Regions from separate parts of the Homo sapiens genome. Here region 2 is linked to region 1. Evidence: read pairs that join two places in POLR2A ChIA-PET (ENCODE). Cell type or tissue: GM12878. All regions are shown on one strand. Links, peaks and the distances in the headings refer to the core of each region. The heading gives the core; the rest is flanking DNA. Region 1 overlaps SMG9 (SMG9 nonsense mediated mRNA decay factor). Region 2 overlaps PHLDB3 (pleckstrin homology like domain family B member 3).

What was found. ChIA-PET counts read pairs that join two places held together with the same protein. Peaks named below come from ENCODE experiments on the same cell type or tissue, not always from the same donor. Only the 100,000 strongest peaks of a DNase experiment are listed, where the experiment ranks them.
Region 2: POLR2A ChIA-PET joins it to region 1 with 5 read pairs; 3 of 35 experiments call an interaction of 5 or more read pairs at or near these places.

The regions. Positions count from the first base shown.
Region 1 is chr19:43,722,846-43,728,216 of GRCh38, forward strand. SMG9 (SMG9 nonsense mediated mRNA decay factor) reads right to left here. Exons shown (of 14, transcript NM_019108.4): 14 at 5,138-5,371. Among named protein-coding and RNA genes, the nearest start is that of IRGC, 9.5 kb to the left of the region's middle. In GM12878, for the core only: no CTCF peak of the experiment used is centred there; DNase peaks (open chromatin) are centred at 2,806 and 4,136; H3K27ac peaks cover 1,678 bases.
Region 2 is chr19:43,470,295-43,475,665 of GRCh38, forward strand. It overlaps PHLDB3 (pleckstrin homology like domain family B member 3), which reads right to left. Exons shown (of 16, transcript NM_198850.4): 16 at 4,809-5,250. The coding sequence ends at 5,116. Among named protein-coding and RNA genes, the nearest start is that of LYPD3, 7.4 kb to the left of the region's middle. In GM12878, for the core only: no CTCF peak of the experiment used is centred there; no DNase peak of the experiment used is centred there; H3K4me3 peaks cover 242 bases.

The sequences.
Region 1 (5,371 bases), core at 295-5,294:
GACTTTGTGGCTGGGCGCAGGGCTCATACCTGTAATCCCAGCACTTAGGGAGTCCGAGGCAGCAGGATCACTTGAGCCCAGGAGTTGGAGACCAGCCTAGGCAACATGGCGAGACCCTGTCTCTACAAAAAATACAAAAAACTAGCCAGGCATGTGGCACGCGCCTGTAGGCCTAGCTACTCAGGAGGCTGAGGTGGGAGGATCACTTGGGCCTCAGAGGTCAAGGCTGTAATGGGCCATGATCGTGCCACTGCACTCCAGCCTGGGTGACAGAATGAGATCCTATCTCAAAAAAAGAAAAAATAGGCTGGGCGCAGTGGCTCACGCCCGTAATCCCAGCATTTTGGGAGGCCGAGGTGGGCGGATTACTTGAGGTCAGGAGTTCAAGACCAGCCCGGCCAACATGGTGAAACCCCATCTCCATCTCCACTAAAAACACAAAAATTAGCTGGGCGTGGTGGCAGGCACCTGTAATCCCAGCTACTTGGGAGGCTGAGGCAGGAGAATCGCTTGAACCCAGTGGGCATAAGTGGCAGTGAGCCGAGATCATGCCACTGCACTCCAGCCTGGGCAAAACCCCATCTCAAAAATAAATAAATAAATAAATATGAAAGATGTGGATACAGAAGTCAATGCCCTTTAGTTTGGCAGCACAGGGATTGGTGAGAAGGACTTAATGTGGCTCTTTCTGGTAAGGCTGGATAGAATTCTTGCGTACGTGTCTTTTCCAATAGACAAAGTCGCCAGGCTGCAGATCATGGTGTTGTAGGTCTTTGTCTCCTATGATTGTGCTGTGGAAAGATTGTTCTATCAAAATATGATTTCTATCCATTGCTTTATTAATGCCTTTACCTTAGTAAGGCTTTATTAATATTGAAGTATGTCTGTTTTGTTTTTTTTTGTTTTTTTGTTTTTGTTTTGAGACAGTGTCTCCCTCTGGTGCCCAGGCTGGAGTACGGTAGCGGGATCTTGGCTCATTGCAACCTCTGCCTCCCGGTTGAAGTGATCGTCCCGTCTCAGCATCCCGAGTAGCTGGGACTACAGGTGCACACACAACTACACCCAGCTAATTTTTGTGTTTTTGTAGAGACAGGGTTTTGCCATGTTACCCAAGCTGGTCTCGAGCTCCTGGACTCAAGCGATCCCCTTGCTTCAGCCTCCCAAAGTGTTAGGATTTTACGAGTGTGAGCCACTGCACCCAGATGGATATGTCTCCTTTTATCAATTAAGGGTCAAAAGCAGAGGAGGCCAAGTGCATAGGATGGCCTGTGACTATTTCCAAAGGTGAAAGTTTATGAGCCCCAAAGAGAGTGGCCCTTAGATTTAATAATACCAAAGGAGGAACTTAGGTCAAGGAAGGTGTAGATAAATTCTGCCAACTGGGTTTTTTGTTTTTTTGTTTTGAAATGGAGTCTCACTCTATCACCTAGGCTGGAGTGCAGCGGCTTGATCTCAGCTCACTGCAACCTCTGTCCCCTGGGTTTGAGCAATTCTCCTGCCTCAGCCTCCCAAGTAGCTGGGATTATAGGCGTGTACCACCACACCTGGCTAATTTTTGTATTTTTAATAGGGATGGGGTTTCACCATGTTGGCCAGGCTGGTCTTGAACTCCTGATCTCAAGTGATCTGCCTGCCTCAGCCTTCCAAAGTGCTGGGGTTACAGGGGTGAGCTACTGTGCCCGGCCATCCAACTGGGTTTTTATAGTTCCCCTTGTTTGTTCCACTGAGCCAGAAGATTGGGGATTGTAGACAGTGGAAATGCTGAGAAATTGGCCAAACTGAACTCACTTGTTTTATTATATGGCCAGTAAAATGGGCTCCTGATCACGATGTACTTCAAGGGGAGTTCCCTAGGTGGGAATACTTTTTTTCCAGGAGAATTTTGGCCACAGCTGAAGCAGTGGCTTGTCTACCAGGAAAGCCTCTACCCAATAGGAGAATGTGCAAACTGTTACTAGTACATATATATATATATATATATATATACACACACACACACACACACACACACACACACACACACGGAAGTGGGTAGTTGGATAAAATCCATTTGCCAAACCTTGAAGGGCCCATTAGGTAGATTAAAATGTCCAGGATCGGGATGTACACATTTTCCTGAGTTAAACTTACGGCAGGTGGCACAAGTGCCAAATAGGCTTTTTTTTTTTTTTTTGGCAGCTTTTTTTTTTTTTTTTTTTTTTTTTTTTGAGAGAGGGTCTCATTCTGTCACTCAGACTGGAGTGCAATGGCACGATCTCCACTCACTGCAGCCTTGATCTCCTAGGCTCAGGTGACTCTCCCACCTCAGCCTCCCCAGTAGTTGAAACTACTTATTTTGATATTTTTAGTAGAGACACGATTTCCCTATGTTGCCCAGGCTGGTCTCGAACTCCTGGACTCAAGCAATCCGCCCCCTTCGGCCTCCCAGAGTGCTGGGATTACAGGCCCGAGAGCCACTGCACTTGGCCAGTACAGCTTCTTTTAATGTCACTCCCCCTAATATTGTTTCATAAAACAATTTGTAAGTTCCCCAGTGGGTCAGATTATGTACTGTAGTTAAGAATATTGACTTGGAGAGAACTGGTTATCAGGCCTTAAACACAGCTTTTTTTTTTTTTTTTTTTTTTTTTTCAAATCATTGAACTAGCAGTGTGATCTTTCCAATTTTGTTCTTCCGTTTCTGGTGCCCAATTTTGTGCATCTTTGGTAATCATTTTTAGATCACCTTTTGGTGGCTCTTTTAGCTGGGCCTCAAGAGAGATTTGAGGAACCGAACCTTTAACAGCAGCATCCTTTGCGGCATTATCAGCCAAGACTGTTTCCTCTAGCTTCCGCAGAGGTTAACCTTGAATGTCCGGGAGTTTCCATAATAGCCAAGGCAGCTGGCAGCTGGATGGCATCCAGTAAGTCCCGTACATAGGATCCATTTTTAATTTGACCTCCAGTGGACGTGAGTAAACCCCTTCATTTCCATAGCAGTCCAAAATCAGGAGCAACCCCAAAGGCATATCTACTATCTGTATAGAGTAACAGATTGCCCTTTCACGAGGAGGCCAGCAAGGGCAGTGAGTTTAGCTTTTCGTGCAAAAGTAGCCACAGGGGCCAGGCGCAGCAGCTCACACCTGTAATCCCAGCACTTTGGGAGGCCGAGGTAGGCAGATTACTTGAGGTCAGGAGTTCAGGAAGACTGGCCAACATGACGAAACCCTGTCTCTACTAAAAATACAAAAAAATTAGCTGGGCATGGTGGTGGGTGCCTGTAATCCCAGCTACTCGGGAGGCTGAGGCAGGAAAATTGCTTGAATCCAGTGGGCAGAGGTTGCAGTGAGCTGAGATTGCGCCACTGTACTCCAGCTTGGGCAACAGAGCAAGACTCCATCTCAAAAGAAAAAAAAAAAAGTAGCCACAGGTAAGGGGCGGCTTCAGCAACTTCGAAGGAAGTGGTAACTACATATCTTACACAGTTTTTACCATTGTCATCTTTCAGATACGATCCATCTATATCCATAGTTCAGCCAGTTCAGCATTATCTAGCGGAAATTCTTGTAAACATTTTTTAGGGAATCAAAAGATAGTGTCAAACAGTCATGGAGAGCTGTGTGCAGTGGCTCACACCTGTAATCCCAGCACTTTGGGAGGCCAAGGTGGGTGGATCACCTGAGGTCAAGAGTTCGAGACCAGCATGGCCAACATATAGTGAAACCCCATCTCTATTAAAAATACAAAAAATTAGCCAGGGGTGGTGGCGGGCACCTGTAATCCCAGCTACTCGGGAGACTGAGGCTGGAGAATCACTTGAACCCGGGAGGCCAGAGGTTGCAGTGAGCCGAGATTGCGCCACTGCACTCCAGCCTGGGCAACAGAGCTAGACTCCGTCTCAAAAAAAAAAAAAAAACAACCTGTGGGCCTATGCCTGTATTCCCTTAGGCTTTCCCATGGTGGTTGTGGATTGGCTATTTTAAAGAAAACACGCTTGAAGGGGGAACTTATTTACATCGCTCTGATGTTGACCATCCCATAGGGCCATGGTCAGCCACTGTAGGATGTTGTTGGATTTTGGATTGGTGAGATGAGGAACAAGTGGGCTAAACTGCAAGCCACAAGGGGAAGGGGAAGTTTTACTAGGCCAAGGTGATGAGGTTTCGTTGAGTTTCAAACAATGTATGTCAGGCCTAAAAGTGGATGCCAAGGCAGCAAGTATATTGTAACACATTTATGACAGGCATGCAGAGGGATTGGAGAATGGGTAACTCAGGGTGAAAATACTCCCTCCCCTGTTCTGCTAAGGGTCACCACGTTCTGAAGCTGGAGAACTAGGGGTCAGGCAACCCATGGCAAGTACAGCCCAGCCAGCCCTCAGCCAGTTCAAGATACTGATGCTGTCGTGAGAGGCAGCCAGGGCTCTGACGGAGGCCCGCAAGATGGGGAATCTGCCAGCAGTTGCTGCCAAGTTGCAGGCCACACTTTGTTCACGGGAGAATGCAGGCTGCACGCTGGCACTACCAAGGGCACAGGCTCAGGCAAGTTGACCTGTCAATATCATGAGAGGCTACGAAATAAAGACCCTAACTCAGCCTGCATGGCTGTGATAGAAATGGCTGTGGACCCTACACCCTACCCGCACCCACGGTCATCATCAGACCGGCCAGGCATAGGCACGCCCACTTTTTAGGCTGACAAGTACCTCCAGCAGGTGCTGCTGGACCGTTACATCCTCATTATCATTGCATCAGAGCATTTGACCACCGGCCATGCCCAGCTGGCTCGCGAGATCCTGCAGCAGGGCGTTTCTCCTTCCTCTGCTCCAAGATGGAGTTTGCCACCCCCAAAGCTGCCACCCCAGCACCTTCTCTGAGGAGAGTGGGCTCAGCCAGATCCTGGATGGCTGTCAACAGTAGCTGGAAGGTCAGGGACATGCTCTGGGGTACTGGTGGCAGAGAAGGAGAGCCTGGACCCTTGAGATACTGCCCACCCCTTCCCCTTCGTCTTCCAGCAGAGGCCCAGAGTGGGAAAAGAGGTCACCCCCGGTACCAGCGCATGACTGAACTAGACTTTGTAGTGAAATAATGCTTTTTAGCTGCCATTCCCTAACAGTCGGCACTTCTCAGTCACTGGTGATAGAGACCAATCGCTTGCATTAAGGAGAAAGAGTATGTATTGGCTCATTTATTTGCAAAGTTAGAGGATTGCAAAATGCTATGTGCCCAATGCAGACCTGGCACCTGTGGATGATGGTGGCATTTAACATTTATTGAGGCTCAGCATAGGTCAGGCACTGATATGGTTTGGATCTGTGTCCCCACCAGATCTCATGTCAACTTGTAGTTTGTAGTCACCACTGTTGGAGGTGGGGCCTGGCGGGAGGGACGGC
Region 2 (5,371 bases), core at 116-5,115, 250 kb before region 1:
GTTCACACAGCAAGGGAAGCGGCAGAGTCAGATGTCAGACCCGGCTGCAGGGGGCTGGCTCACTGTCTGATGACGAGACAAGCAGCGGTCGTGTTTATAAAGATATTATCTGTTCTCCAGACCCTGTGAGGCACCCCCGTTCCCAACAATGACGAGCACTTCAGTCACCTGGGTGAGGTCACTTGGCATCATGCTGAAGCTGAGAGAGAGAAAGTGAATGACTTCTTGTGAAGTCATTCATTCAGCACTGTCCCCTTCCCCCTCCCTCCGCCCGCCTCCCAGCCTTGGAATCTCAGCCCTGATTCTTGCTTTGCTGTGTGATGCTGCATAAATGCTTTCATCTCTCTGAGCCTCCAAGGTGTCTTTTTTTTTTTTTTTTTTTTTGAGACGGAGTTTCACTCGTTTCCCAGGCTGGAGTGCAAATGGCGCAATCTCAGCTCACTGCAACCTCTGTCTCCCAGGTTCAAGCGATTCTTCTACCTCAGCCTCCCGAGTAGCTGGGATTACAGGCATCCACCACCACACTCAGCAAATTTTTTGTATTTTTAGTAGAGATGGAGTTTCGCCATGTTGGTCAGGCTGGTCTCAAACTCCCAACCTCAGGTGATCTGCCTGCCTCGGCCTCTCAAAGTGCTGGGATTACAGGCGTGAGCCACCATGCCGGGCCCAAAGTGTCTTTTTTATAATAAAAGAAGGACTATCTTTCATTGGTAGGGTAAGGCAGTGGGCAAAATATCAAGTCTGGAAGTGGACAGACACATTTTAATCCTATCTCTGCCACCCTCTTGCTGTGTAACCTCAAGCAACTCCATCTCCCTCTCTGAACTTCCCCTGAAAACCCCTACCTCCTGAAGGATAGAGCGGGGACCCAGTGAGTGACAGGCAGGGTGAGACTAGCATTATTATTGTGTGCTGCTCTGAAGCAGGAGGCCCTGCAGGTCCCAGCTGTGTGGGAGAGTTTCAGGGAGGAACCCCAACTGGCCAGACCAGAAGAACTAGCATCTCGGGAGGGAGTGGGACCCAGGGTGGAGAGGTACCTCTTGCTCAGGCCTGCCCAGATTCTAGGCGCTGACCCCCGCCTGGCCCATGACCAGAGAACAGAAGGAGGTTTGAATGCAGGGCACCACTTAAGCCTGCTGCGTGGTAGGTGGCTGGCTCTTCTGGGTCCTTTGCAGATTTTATGGCAGAGAATCTAGAATCTGGCTCAGGGGTCAGTGCGGAGGCAGCTGCCAGCAATACAGATCACTCCCAGGCCTCAGACAAGCCCAGGACCATATTCACTCTGGATTTCTCGTCTCCCTGTGGCAGACCAGGCTCTGACGCCAGTGAGGTTCCCAGCCTGACTCAGGCCCACTCCCTCTGGGACACACTGTTTGTGACAAGTTAGGGAAGGAGTGGAGTCAGGGATGGGGCTGACTGTATAATTTTCGGGCCCCAGTGCAAAATGAAATTTAGAGACCTGGTTCAAAACGCAGGAAAAGAGGCCGGGCACGGTGGCTCACGCCTGTAATCCCAGCACTTTGGGAGGCCGAGGTGGGAGGATCACCAGAAATTAGGAGTTCGAGACCAGACTGACCAACATGGTGAAACCCCATTTCTACTAAAAATACAAAAAATTAGCCAGGTGTGGTGGCGTGTGCCTGTAATCCTAGCTACTCCAGAGGCTGAGACAGGAGAATCGCTTGAACCCAGGAGGCGGAGGGTGCAGTGAGCTGAGATCGCACCATTGCACTCCAGCCTGGGCAACAAGAGCAAAACTCCATTCTCACCAAAAAAAAAAAAAAAAAAAAAAAAAAACAGGAAAGAGTGCTGTTAAAGGTACTAAAATAGAAACACTTTTTTTTCCTTTCTTCTGCCTCAATCTTTTTTTTTTTTTTTTTTTTGAGACAGTCTCACTCTGCCACCCAGGCTGGCATGCAGCTCACAGCTCACTGCAGCCTCTCTATCTCCCGGACTCAAGCAATCCTCCCACCTCAGCCTCCCAAGTAGCTGCCACTACAGGTGTGTGCCACCATGTCCAGCTAATTTTTAAATTTTTTTTTGTAGAAAAAGGGTCTTGTTATGTTGCCCAGGCTGGTCTCAAACTCCTGGGCTCAAGTGATCTTCCTGTCTCAGCCTCCCAAAATGCTAGGATTACGGGCATGAGGCACTGCACCTGGCCCTCAGCCTTTCTCTTGACCCCTCATGGTGTTTAATGTTATGTTCCCTTGGGCACAGAGATACTTGTGGGACCAGCACAGATCTTCAAAGGTGGCTAGGGACCCTGCCCCACAACGTGGGCAGCCTGGCTGGGTTCCCCATCCCACCAGATGCCCACCGCCATGTTCCACCCCAAGATACCATGAGGCACAGGTACCCAACCCTGATCTTCTTGTGGCGTGCCTGCAGCAGGAGTGGAGAGTGCCAGTGATCACGGGGCAGAGTTAAGAAGGGAACAGGCCAGGCACGGTGGCTCAAACCTGTATTCCCAGCATTTTGGGAGGCCCAGGCAGGCGGACCACTTGAGGTCAGGAGTTCCAGACCAGCCTGGCCAACATGGTGAAACCCTGTCTCTACTAAAAATTCAAAAATTAGCCGGGTGTGGTGGCCAGCGCCTAAAATCCCAGCTACTCAGGAGGCTGAGGCAGGAGAATCGCTTGAACCTGGGAGGCAGAGGTTGCAGTGAGCCGAGATCGCGCCACTGCACTCCAGCCTAGGTGACAGAGTAAGACTCCGTCTCAAGAAAAAAAAGAGGTGGGGACAGGAGTGGAAACTTGTCCCAGAGAGGTGAGGCTGCCTCATCATGCTTTCATTATCTCATTAGTCTTAGCTTACAAAACAGAAATTCAAAGATACATTTACGAATTTCTACACAGTGACCACAGAGCATTAAACCCAAGAGCAGGGCTCTTCTGAACACGGGGAGCTGTCGTCTACATTGGTCAGATGCCCATGAAGCGGGATTCAGTAAGGGACCCAGTTTGCAGAGGGGCTGGGGGATGAACTGATCCAAGAATCCAGATGTCACATACCTGAAGGTAGAGGCCAAGGGACACCTACAGTCCCAGAGGACCTAGGAATTTGGGTGTCTGCACTCCCGGGACTCAGAGCACTATATCTGGGTCCTCAAGGGAACTTTTTGAGGCAGGAAAGAGCTGTCTCCAGAATGACAGCCTAGAGTGCTCAAGTGGGGGACCCTGGAGGACTGTAGAGGCCCAGAACAGGCACCTGACCCAGCCTAGGGGTCAGGGAGAGCTTCTTGAAGGAACGGGCGCCGTAGATGAGACCTGAAGGATGAAGTCAGCCAAAGAGCTCTGCCTGCCTTGTTCATGACAGTCCCCAGCCCTTAGCATCACTTTCCCATCAGTTTATTCAACCACCAGATGTTCCCTCCGTACGCAGTATGCACCAGGCCCTCTGCTGTACCAAGGGTTCAGTGGTGACCAAGACAGCACTCACTCCCAGGCCAGAGCGGGAGACAGACTCAACAGCAGTGATGATCCCAGGTAGTGAAGGCCATGATGAGAGATGCACAGGATAGAATGATCAGGGCTGGGAATGGGGAGGCACAGGTGGAGCTGTCAGGGCTATAATGAAAAGCCCAGGGCCAGGAGCAGTGGCTCACGCCTGTAATTCCAACACTTTGGGAGGCCGAGACAGGCAGGTCGCTTGAGCCTGGGAGTTGGAGGCTAGCCTGGACTACATGGTGAAACCCCATCTCTACTAAAAATACAAAAAAAAGAAAGCCAGGCGTGGTGTGGTGGTGGGTGCCTGTAATCCCAGCTACTCGGGAGGCTGAGGCAGAAGAATCGTTTGAACCTGAGAGGTGGAGGTTGCAGTGAGCCGAGATTGCACCACTGCACTCCAGCCTGGGCGACAGACTGAGACTCAGTCTCAAAAAAAAAGAAAAGCCCAGAGGAAGCATCTGACCTGCCAGGACAATCAGGGAGGGCTTCCTGGAGAAAGAGACTTAATATAGGAACTAAAAGCTAAATGATGAGCAGGGCTTTTGTGGAATGGGGAGAGGTGCCTAAGCAAAGGGAACAGAACGTACAAAGGCCCAGAGGTGAAAGGGAAGCGAGTTTTATTTTTTGTTTTTTTCCACTTTCATGGAATGAGACATGCTCTATGGTGCTGGGAACAGCAGTGACCAGGACAATGCTGGCTCTGCCTCATGGAGCTCCCAGTGCATAAAGGACACAGATCCATCGCCCATGATGACCCAGGGTCCTCAGGGATGGGATGACAGAGCTCAAAAGGGGGTGCCTGACCCAGCCAGGAAAGTCAGTGAGGGCTTCCTGAAGGAGGTGCCAACTGAACTAAGGCTGGAAGAATGAGGTGCAGCTGATTAAGGGAAGGAGGGGGGCCAGGCGTGGTGGCTCACACCTGTAATCTCAGCACCTTGGGAGGCTAAGGTGAGTGGATCGCTTAAGTCCAGGAGTTGGAGACCAGCCTGGGCAACACAGTGAGACCCCATCTCTATAAAAATAAATAGATAAAAGAAAAAAAGGGAAGAAAAGGGCAGAGGGAACAACGTAGGCAAAGGCCTAAAGGGGGGAAGCCTAGGAGTTCCTAGAAATTTCCAGCAGCCGGTCAGGCCAGAAAGGGTGGAAACAGAAGGGCCTACAAACTAAAAAAGCAAAACTGCCAAACACTAAGGGGGACATGCCTCTCACCCTCTTCTCCCAGCTATGACCTTAAGAGTTGAAGGCCTCCATTCCTAGAGAGCCGGCTGTGGGACGCGTGGCTCCCAGAGGTACCGATAACTCAGATGTCCTGCCTAGGGGTCAAGGGGCCCCGGATGCCTGGGCTGGAAACCACAGCAGCAATTCCTGTTTTTCCTCCGTATTTAATTCGGTATCACAGGAGCACCAATAAATAGTTTCTTCCCGCCCCTGCAATCTTCCTCCTGCCCCGGGCAGGGCCTTAGGGGCCGGCGATCCCGTCGGGGGCAAGGCACCTGCAACCCAGAACGCAGCAGCTCAGGCCAGCTGAACTGCCGCGCCTGCGGAATTCCCGGGAGAGTTCCAAAGCGGTGCGTCCAAGTTTTCCGGCAGTGGGCGGGGCCTAGGAACGCCCCCGCGCCCCGCGCCGGCGGAGCCTCGAAGGGACTTCCCCCCAAGAGGGCGGGGCCACTCAGGGGGCGTGGTTTTCGTCAGCGGCGGTCACGATGACGTCCATCCAAATGCGCATGGCTTCGGGGCTCGGAGCCACCATGTAGAAAAGGCGTTCGTAGGTTTTGACGCAGAAGGTCAGGCGGGGGTTGGGGCTCTGGAATAAGCAGAAAGTGAGGGTAATTCAGACAAAAGACACCGGCCACAGTCTGGGTGCGAACCCAGCCTTGCTACTTATAGTCTGTGTGGCACTGGACAAGGTACTTAAGTATCTGAAT